2 separate regions of the Homo sapiens genome follow, and region 2 is linked to region 1. Evidence: chromatin contacts called from ENCODE Hi-C data. All regions are on one chromosome and are shown on one strand. Each heading gives the region's core, a stretch centred on a gene start or an enhancer-like site at or near the end of the contact. The rest is flanking DNA. Distances are from core to core; before and after follow the strand shown. Region 1 has its middle 80 kb from the start of ARID1B. Region 2 overlaps IGF2R (insulin like growth factor 2 receptor).

What was found. A loop is a pair of places that touch in the nucleus more often than their neighbours do. Pooled maps may share reads with other maps.
Region 2: a map with no recorded cell type shows a loop between it and region 1 (14-fold over the local background). The contact joins two enhancer-like sites. A Hi-C loop is called at or near these places in 2 of 37 single-sample maps with no recorded cell type and 1 of 50 pooled maps.

What each region holds. Positions count from the first base shown.
Region 1 is chr6:156,695,237-156,700,227 of GRCh38, forward strand. No RefSeq gene overlaps it. Among named protein-coding and RNA genes, the nearest start is that of ARID1B, 80 kb to the right of the region's middle. RefSeq lists enhancers at 1,826-1,875, 3,616-3,855. Within about 2 kb of position 3,180, at least 6 of the 41 ENCODE cell types and tissues checked have a DNase peak (open chromatin) inside an H3K27ac peak, as active enhancers do.
Region 2 is chr6:159,975,125-159,980,605 of GRCh38, forward strand. The region is part of intron 1 of IGF2R (insulin like growth factor 2 receptor); the gene reads left to right. Among named protein-coding and RNA genes, the nearest start is that of IGF2R, 8.8 kb to the left of the region's middle. RefSeq lists enhancers at 2,874-3,864, 4,855-5,481. Within about 2 kb of position 4,232, at least 20 of the 41 ENCODE cell types and tissues checked have a DNase peak (open chromatin) inside an H3K27ac peak, as active enhancers do.

The sequences.
Region 1 (4,991 bases), core at 1,930-4,429:
CTTAATGCTACCAACTTTATACTGAAATATGGTTAAGAGGGTAAATTTCACTTATGTATATTTTATCACAATTTTTTAAAGGATATGGTCTTTGCATTTGGAGAGATCTAGTCTCAAATCCAACATCTCCTAGGTATGACCTTGAACAGGTTGCCTAAACTCCATGAGCCTCAGTTTCCTCCTGTCTAATGGGAATAAAAACACCTAACTTAGAGGATTTTTATAAGAATGAAAACATAAACAGATCTGTAGCGGATTCTGTGGAGAGCCACCCTTCAGGACTCAGGTGCCACTGCCCTAGCTGCTGGGGGTGTTGACTGCTGGCGGCCTACAGCTGTGTCGCTCTCCAGGCATCCGCTCCCACAGGGAGCTGCCTAGCCCAAGTCTATAACCCCTCTTGGGAGACAGCAACTGGTTGATGCTGGTTTATAAGGTCCAGCCCTCTTGCCTCAACTGGAGGAAACTCTGAAGGGTCCTCCCAACCCCACAGCTTTGGCGGGATCAGTTGGGGGTCTGTGTTGAGATACCCCACGTTCTCCCTCTTCCCAGCCCTGCTTCTCTCTTGTTCTTCTGCTGGTGGGAGAACAGGGCTTCTGCCTGTGCATTGCCAGCTCAGAGTCTGTTTCCAGGTAACCCTCTCCTGCTTCAAAATGTTCCAAGAGCTGCCCGTTGGCCTCAGAATGAAACCTGCAATGATTGTCATTTCCTGCAAGACCTGACACAGCAGAGTCACTTACTGTCTGTCCTGTTTCTTCTCCTGCCCCTCCTCCTGCCTCACCCCATTCCAGCCGCCCTGGTCTCAGGAATCCCCACAGCGCCTCTATACTTGCTGTTCTCTCTGCCTGGACCCTCGGCCTCTGGGGTTCACTTCATTCTTCCAGCCCACCCCGTCAGAGAGGCCTGTCTAAAATATCCCCTAGCTGGGCCCCAATGCCCCTCTATCCCTGTACCCTACTTCTTTTTCTTTTTCTTTTCTTTTGTCTTTTTCTTTTTCTTTTTTTTTTTTTTTTTTCTTTTGAGACGGAGTCTCGCTCTGTCACCAGGCTGGAGTGCAGTGGTGCGATCTCGGCTCACTTGAACCACCTCCCAGGTTCAAGCTATTCTCGTGCCTCAACCTCCCGAGTAGCTGGGATTACAGGCACACGCCACCACGCTTGGCTAATTTTTTTTTTATTTTTTATTTTTATTTTTTTTTTTAGTGGAGACCAGGTTTCACCACGTTGGCCAGGATGGTCTCAATTTCCCGACCTCGTGATCCGCCCACCTCGGTCTCCCAAAGTGCGGGGATTACAGGCATGAGCCACTGCCCCTGGCTCTTTATAGCATTGATCATTCCCTGAAATGATCGTGCATACTCATTTGCTTATAAGTACTAGAATGTTTCCCAAAGGCAGGGACTTGCTCTGCCTTCTGCCCTATGGTTCTCCCAGCAACTAGAATCCCTGGCACATACTAGGCACTCCAGAAACATTTGTGGAAAGAATTAATGAATTAGAGCTAATGCACACTGAGCATATAACTCAGTGTATACCATATGTCAGGGCCTCACAGATAGTACATTATTATTTTATTATATTTCTTGTCTGTCCAATTCAGACAGAGAATGTCAGACAAGGTCCTTTTTTTGTATCCCTTTCTATAGCACCAGGCACAGAAGCCCTCCATAAATACTTCTTAACTAGACTTAATATGTTCTAAAGCCAATGGTGAGATAGAACTGAGATTATTTTTTTCGTGGCTGGCTATCAGTTCTATTTCATTTGAATGGCCAAGATTCTCTCACAGCACATCAGGTCTCTATTAAAATTAATTATGATCAGACTCTATCCATCCATCACTTAGGGAGAAAAGATGACAGAGGTGTCCCTCCAAAGTCATCCTGGCCACTCCTGGAGGTGGAAGATTGCTCTGGGGCCCAATGTGACGTGTCTTCACTCTAATCATCAAATATTTTTAAATATTACTCAATAATCTCTAAGAAACTACAAAAAGGGAGGTCATCAATGTGAGTTCTGCCCCCAAAATCACTTAAAGTCCAAACTTGGCAGAGAAGAGAGGCCCCATCACTCTGCACCTGTTCCCTAGCCAGTTCTCACGGCCCAGGGCAATTTCCCCTTTCACTTCCCCTCAAGGGGAATGTACCGCCAAGCACTCCTACCTGGTTTGACATCCCATGTTCATGGCTGGATAATGACAGAGCCCTTCATGAATTCTATGGCATGCAGTATCTTCTGCTCTGCCATGTTCAGGGAGGAGAGAATACACATGCACAGCTGAAATCCCCTAGACAGTTACCATGTATCTATCTCCGTTCAGTGAAACAAGCCTGCAGAATGCTGTGAGCATTCTTTGTTCTTCTTCCTTTTTTGCAGATGTAAGAAAACCTAAGAAAGGGAAGCCATGTCCCTACCAGTAGGAACGCTTTCAAAGGAAGGGAAGGATGTGACAGCTGGGTGCCAGGCATGGTCCTAGAGAAACTGACATCCATTTTGTACTTTAATCCACATCAGGACACTTCAAGGTAGCTGATATTGTCTTCAATTTGCAGATGAGGAAAGAGATTAAAGAAATTAAGTGATATACGTTGGGTCATGTGGATGATAAATCATACACCAGGATTTGAAGTAAGCTTCCTCTGATTCCAGAATGTCTTCTAAGAATCTGCTACACTGCAACGTGCCTTTGGGCTGGTTAGTTACTCCCTTGAGTCCAAGCTTGGTTATCTTCCTTAATAGCTCCCTCTCTGCCCTGGATCCTATTTTTAAAAAACAACAGCTATAAAAAGTTACCCTACCAGATTAAAAAAGTCACCAATCTACAACAATTAAAACAGAACGGTGAGCAGTAAAACAGCAGTTCAAATATAAACTCAGGTGTGTGATAAAAGGAGCATTTCAGATCAATGGAGGACAAGAAGATTGTTCTATAAATGGTATTGGAAAACCTGGTTAGTGAAACAATTAGTAGATGCCCAATAAGTGTTTGTAATTTGTTTTACTGTAAAATTAAATGAGATAACACATGTTCTCCAGCTTCCGCAGTGACTGCTAAGAAAAGAGAGTCAGTGTAACTTTTTGAGGTCTGGACTTCCTAAGTCTCTCATCTAGATAGCACCCAGACCTTCATTCCTTAAAAAAATCTCCTACAATACTTTCAAATTTACAAAGTGCTTTCACTACCCCATTAGTGCAGGGCAGGTGTTCTTATTCTCACTTTCTATATATGGACACTGAGACTCAAGAGAGGTTACAATCGCAGCTGGCGTGGCCGTGTGAAACTTAAAGACGGCTTCCTGGTTCCTCGTGCCATGGTCTTAACACTAAACTCTCTATATATAGTCTCTCCCCACCCCCACCCTCATGTTCACACCACAAAATTTAACAATGGAAAACAAATAACATCAATACTTTACCAAGAGCACAGTAACTAGGTTAATTTCTATGTAATCCCAATCAGTCTTTGCCCATAGCACACATTTTACAACATTATCGTCATAGTTTAATTACAATTTAGTGGCCCATTTTCCCACTTAACAATGCTGTTTACAGTTTTGTAGCAAATGACTGATGTGCATCTTTCCTGTCTCTTGCACACTTCTCTTCTTTAAAGTCATCCATGTAAATCTCCATCTCTAATCCAATTGCTCTTAAATGAATTTCGTTCACTTGAGTGACTGCATTCAGTTGTGTTCCCCTTTACAGGCAGTCATTTATCGCTCTTCCCCCAGCAAGAAGTCCTGTTTCTTTTCCCAATCCATAGGTGACTTTAAATGTTGTTTGGTTTCCTGGGCTTTCAGGATTTCTCTCCTGCAGGTGAACCGCCAGGAGCTCTTCTTCTGCAGGTTCCTGCCTAGGTGTGAGCAGCATAAGGAACTGTCTCTTGCCTTCTTGGAGTTTATGACTATGGCACTCCTGTTAAGGAATCACTCCTCACTCCTTTTTTAACCTGTGGCTTTCCAATTTCACTTCCCCAGGCCAGTCATCACTAAAACCATGACTCACCCCCATGGTTTCCTCTCTGGCAAGGGAGAAATTTCAAACCTGAACATTTTCATCACCGTTATGTATACAGTATGATTCACGGAGACTCTATTAGCGTATTAAGTAAGTCATTATTTTCAATCGTCTACACTGTATGTTAAAAAACAGAGGCATTTTACTGCATACTTAATGTTCTATTCCCCCCATTTAGTAGATGGAAATGGCCTCATAGAAACATATCTGACTCAACCAGTCTCTGTTTGGAAACAATATAGAAAGAGACACAGAAAAGATACATTTTTTGGTCAGTGCCTGTCTTAAATGCTCCATAAGGTCAAGTTCAGTCAACTTGAAATAAGGAGTTATGGGGTCTTAACAAAGTAGCGCTCAAATAGTCTGTCAATAAATATCTATTGAATGTCAGCACCCAACTCTGTAGAAATGGCTGAAGGGAAATGCTGCTAAAAGCCACCTTGTCTGACAAACACATACACTGGCAAAATCTGCCAAAAGAGGGTGACATAAAATGAAGGTTGTAATGTTTTTAAAAGGTTGCTTTTGATCAGGCTATAACTGTAAAGTGCTTTCACTTAATTAAAATAGAGATGATAAAGCTACAGAAGAACAATAATAGTAATTGGGAAAGATACTGTTGTGATTGGTTTTGCTTTCAAGCATCTCCTTGTAAGAGTTTTATGCAAGGGGAGGGGCAAGAATCATTTTTCCTAAGAACTTATTTAATCTATTGATAAGTCTCATAATTTTCTTTTCCATCATTAAGGAGCTTTTCCTGGAGAAAAAGAAGTCCAAATTTCATTTTGGGAGGAAAGAAAGAAAATTTTTAAAAATTATGATTTAGCACGTCTTAGGCTGGGTGTAACTTTTCATGACTCAGCTAACAGGTTAGGAATGGCCAAGCATGGTTGAATATTCTGCTTTTGTGAGGCGTGGGCATTGCCAATAGTTGAAAGTTATGGTAGCTGTAATTCAGAAGCGGGAATAGAAGTGTCA
Region 2 (5,481 bases), core at 2,982-5,481, 3.3 Mb after region 1:
CTCCCCACCCCACACCAGTCACAAGTCCGGGCCTCTGGAACTTCTGACCAACTGGCTTCAATTTGGGGTTCCCAGAGTGCCTCTTTGGGTCTGATTAATTTGCTAGAGTGACTTACAGAACTCAGGAAAACACTGATGATTAGCAGTTTATGAGGATATTACAAGGGATACGGATGAAGAGATGTTTAGGGCGAGGTATTGGGGAAGGGGTGCGGAGCCTCTGTGACCTCCCTGGCTCACTACCCTCCAGGAATTGCCGTGCATTCAACTATTTGGAAGCTCCCCCAACCCAGTTTTTATGGAAGCTTCAGGAGGTCAGCATTTCTTCTCCCGGGTATAGGGTGGGACCCTCACTGGGGAGGATCTTAAGACCCACAGTCCAAAAGCAGGGAAGATGAGAGTCCTACCTTGGGGCAGGTGGAAGGAGGGGCAGGTGGAGAGATTGTTTCCTGAGGCCTGACACACCCAACATTATAACAAAAGACCAATACTAGGACTGTGGAAGTTGGCAGCCAGAAACCAGATGGGAAAAAAAAACCCATACATGTATTATATATATTTATATATATATATATATAAAGTATATGTATTGTGTATATATTATATAAGCATATTTATTATATATATATTATAGTGTATATTATATATGTATTATATATAATATATAATATATAGTTATATATAATATATACACACGCACATATATAAATAACACCACAAAAAGGGTAAAAGTTTATTTATTTCCATGAATATATCTAGTTCTGTTTACTAATACTTTATGAAATATGCTTACAGCTCTGTTTTTAAGTGAGATTGGGCTACAGTTTTTTTGCTCTGCTGTTCTTGATGGATTTTGTTATTAATAATATGTTTGCTTTGTGGAAGGAGCTAGTTAGCTTTTAGTATTTTTGTATGTGGTGAAACAGTTTGTATATAAGATGGACATTTTCTGTTTCTTAAAGTTTGGTAGAATTCACCAGTAAAACTATCTGGCCCTGGCAGGCTCTTAGGTGGAATATCATCGGGGAGGACTTTTGATTATGGTTTTTTCTAGTTTTATTTTCAGTTTTATCTAGTTTATTTTTCTATTCAGATTTTCTACTTTTTCTTGGGCCAATTTTGGTAATCTCTATTTTCCTAGAAAATTGTCATTTTAATTGTGTATTCATATTTAATAAGTAGCATGCTACTCTCATATTTTTGATACTCTATAGCTCTAGGTAAATTTTTAAAATTCCTGATGTTTACTTGTGTACTTTTTTCTTAATTATATTTACTAAAGACTTATTTACCTTTTTAAAGTCTTTCCAAAAGAACTAGTGTTTTGTTTTTTCATCTTTTCACCTTTTATTTGCAATTTTATTAATTTATCCACTCAGTAACTTCTACATCATTTTTCTGTTTCTCGTTTGACTTGAATGCTTAGCTCTTTTATTTTAAATCATTTTGCATAATTAAGAAATATATTTAAAGCTTCATGTTTCTTTCTTCGGAGTACCATACCACTCATAGATTCTGATACTTTTTTTTTTCTCCATATTTCAATTTTGTGTATTCCCTTTTTGGATTCAAAAGTTCTATCTGTTTCAACTTCCTGGACCCACTAAATTTTTAGATTTTTATTTTTTTCAGGTCCATGGACTTTGGGGGTTTTAAATTTATTTTTTCCATTGTGCGGGTAAATGTGGTGGAACTTACTGACATTTCCCTTGTGGCCTAACACCTAGTCAAGTTGGGAGGGTATTATGTGTTTGGAAAAAAAGTTCTCTGTTTGGGTCAAAGTTACTCATGGTGCTGTTCAGCTTTTCTTTGCCCTAACTCTTCTTCGGTTTGTCTGTTGCTTTTATTATTTGTATCTGGCTGCCGCTGTGGACAGGCATGTAGCTGGATGTCGTTTGCTGCTGTCGCCCAGCTTACCAGTTCTCCCATGGTTCAGATGTTCTTCTGCTTCCCTGTTGTCTTTTGTTGCAGAATCTCAGCTGATGTGTAGTCACAGCTGCCTGTTCTTTCTGCGTGGACGCTGTAGCTTCTGTCAACCCTCTGAAGATCTCTCTTAAAGTTCTGCTCTGATTGCTCTATTAATTATTTTTCCTTGGGCCCAGTTTCTTTGGTTTGAGTTTGTCACCATGATTGCATGGTGCTGGTGCCCTTGCAGTGACAGGTGACTCCTGACCGTGCACTCTGCAGTGGGTCTCCACCCGACCTTGGCTGCCTCCTTGTGCAGCTGCGTGGGGTAGGGCTGGGAGCAGTTGTTGGAATTTGGCTGTAAATTGTTTTCAGGGAGACTAGGGGATGGGCAGGATGTGCCTCTGTGGCTGTTCTTGGCGCTTTAGGTCCTTTCCACCCTCCCAATGTCACCCCCAAGCGCTGTTCTGCCAAGACACAGCTGCTAAACCCCTGTTGATTGCTGCTGGCAGCGTGTGGCCTGAGACGGGGGATCTGGATTGTTGAGTTGGCTGTGTCCAATCACTTCTTTTCTCTGGACCTCATTTTCCTCCTCAAGAGGGGTGGGACTTAGTTTTCTTTCTCTCTTTCCTATTTGAAAACCTCTCATTAGGGAGTTAGTTTTGGAAGTCACTTTCCTGGGCTTGAATCCAGACTCCTCCCCTCACAGGCCTTGGGCAAGTCACAGAACCTCTGAAGTCTTCCTTTCCGTGTGTGTCCAGTCAGGATGCTAACCATGTTTGTAGGCTAGGCGTGGGATGCTAACCGTGTTGTAGGCTAGGCGTGGGATGCTAACCGTGTTGTAGGCTAGGCGTGGGATGCTAACCGTGTTGTAGGCTAGGCGTGGGATGCTAACCGTGTTGTAGGCTAGGTGTGGGAATTGGAAGACATTTGAATGCCTGGCACGTCCTCGGTGTTCATTGGTGCTGTAGTGGTAGCAGTTGCTTTATCTGTAAGTTACAGATGCTGCCTTACATCAGGGATTTATTTTTATAACCTGTTTCTCGCCCTCCCAGAGCTCTCCATTAGTGTCTTGGGGTTTCTGCCTCAACCAGAGAGCATTTCTTCTTCATCTGTTTCATGATTGGCACTCCACGTAAGCTTCCTCATGAGAAAGAAAGGTTTCCACTGTTTAAAAAAGTTTCAAAGCCACTGGACTCCGTGATTTCCGGGTCCATTTTGCATCCCAAATTCTGCAGTTCTGAGGTTTGCAGCCTTGAGGAGTCCTTCCTCACTCAGATTCCCCCAAACAATGAGGAGCTTGATAATTCGAGGTGTGGAGTTTGGATGGGGGCCGGGGGTCACCCTCCTGCATGTGGTGGCTTGGTCCCAGGCTAGGCTGGGAGAAAGGGGGCTGTCGTGGTTCCAGGGCAAGAAGAGCCGTCCTCCCTGTTTCCCTGTGGTAGGATCAGGAAGTCTCAGCTAACTTCTGCACATGGTCAAGGGGGTCCTGTCCTCACTTAGGCCTCTCCAGGCCTCCCTGGAGGGTGGAGGAATGGGTGCTGTTGTAGGTGGGAACAGAAGTGTCCAGGCCAGTGGCTTGGATGTGAAAGTGCTTCATAAATTCCACCTTGCTGTGCAACTTAAAAAAAAAAAGTACGGTCGTTTAGGTTTTCGAGGTGCCCAAAGCAATGCGTCATAAGCCTATTTTTGTCTCCGTGTTAGCCAGGGCAGAGGGGCACTTTCCTGTGACTCCTCCAGGGTGGGGAAAATCCCAGGTGCTCTGTGAACCTGGCCGTTCAGCCAGCTGCAGACCTTTGGTAGGAGTTTTCTTTTTCCTTTTGTGTGCTTTTCGATCCCCTGGGGGCAACCATTATTCAGTACATCTGGAGGGCAAGTTGTCCAGGAAGAGGAAGCAGATCCTAGGAGTGTCGTCCTTCACTGGGAGAGGTGTAGGAAGTGAGGGGGATGGTGGAAGTACTGGCCCGAGCTCTGTTTTCAGGAGTGTGTGACAGCAAAAACTGGCCTTTGCAGTTGAGTTGCCTGTGGGCTATGGCCTAGAGGGAAGGCCAGGAGGGTCTTGCTGTTAGGGCTGCCACCTTCTTCATGCCTGCTGTGTGCTGGGAGGAGAGAGCTCCTTCAGAGCGGACCCACCATTGGATTTTGAGTGTGTGCAAAATTAACTTGTTGCTATCTGCATGGTTATCTGTACTCCAGAATCAGTTATACATTTTAAAACAGCTGTTTAGTACTGAAAAAACTCCCCCAACACTCCCTGCGCCCCACCCTGGCCTGCAAATAGAGTGCCAAGCCACCAGAATAGAAGTGCTAAAGTAGTGAGTTTCCTAGAAGTGGCAAGCCTGAGACTCCAGTGAGTCACCCTCATTGTTCCCCTGAGGCACCCTGCCTCCACCTGCTCTCTGCTCTCGAAGCGTCAGTTATACCAGCACTTCTCTCTTCTCTTTTGTCTCTTTTTACAGTCACCCCTTTAGAGTGACAGGCAGCGTGAGCTCATGGCCTTGACTTTGCTGGACATGCGGAGGGAGAGGAGAGCTGGTGGCAGAGTCGGGGGTTGGGCCCTGAGGATGGGGCTGTTTTATTGGAGAGTCCGCTGTCACCAGGCCTTTCTGTAAAAGGCTGGAAGTGAGCGAGTGAACCAGGCACCCTGGTGGGGGGCCTGCATGTCAGACCCAGCGGGAAGCATGTCTGACTTGGTTGAGAGGCAGCTAAGGGCCCAGTGTGTCTGGGTGGGCTGAGCCATTGGGAGAATGGAGGGAGGGGCCAGAGAGCACGGAGGATTAGCTGTGGCCAGATCACAGAGGCTGTGGGACTTTGGGCTCCCTCTGGGTAAAAGCCAGAGCCCTTGAGGACTTCAGTAGATTGGTGGATTGAAAGGCACATGGGCCGGTGCTGTGGCTCATGCCTGTAATCCCAGCACTTTGGGAGGCCGAGGCGGGTGGATCACGAGGTCAGGAGATCGAGACCACGGTGAAACCCTGTCTCTACTAAAAATACAAAAAATCTTAGATGGGCGCGGTGGCGGGCGCCTGTAGTCCCAGCTACTCGGGAGGCTGTGGCAGGAGAATGGTGTGAACCCGGGAGGCGGAGCTTGCAGTGAGCTGAGATCGCACCGCTGCACTCCAGCCTGGGCAACACAGTGAGACTCCGTCTCAAAAAAGAAAGAAAGAAAGAAAGAAAGAAAGAAAGAAAGAAAGAAAGAAAGAAAGAAAGGTACATGGAAGATTCGATTGCTTGGATTGCCTTAGGGAACTATGAGATCCCTAGGTGAGGGTTGCAGTTGAGCATGGTAGCTGCTTTTCCTCTTCAGGTTGCCTTTAGGCTGCGATGGAGATAGCATGAGCTCTGGAGCAGGACAGGCTTCTTTCTAACATGGGCTTGGCCACTTTGTGAATTTGTGATCAGAGACAAGGTCACGGACCTCACTGGGACCTCCCTAGGCTGTCCATTCTGAGTCTGTAAGAAGGTGGAGAGGGGCAGCCCCAGCTGGGTGTTAGGCTTTGCGGAGCCTCTGCTGTCTGATGTTTGGCTCCAGCATCTTCAAAGCAGGGGCTTTTCTCCTCTGTCCACCTGATTGGC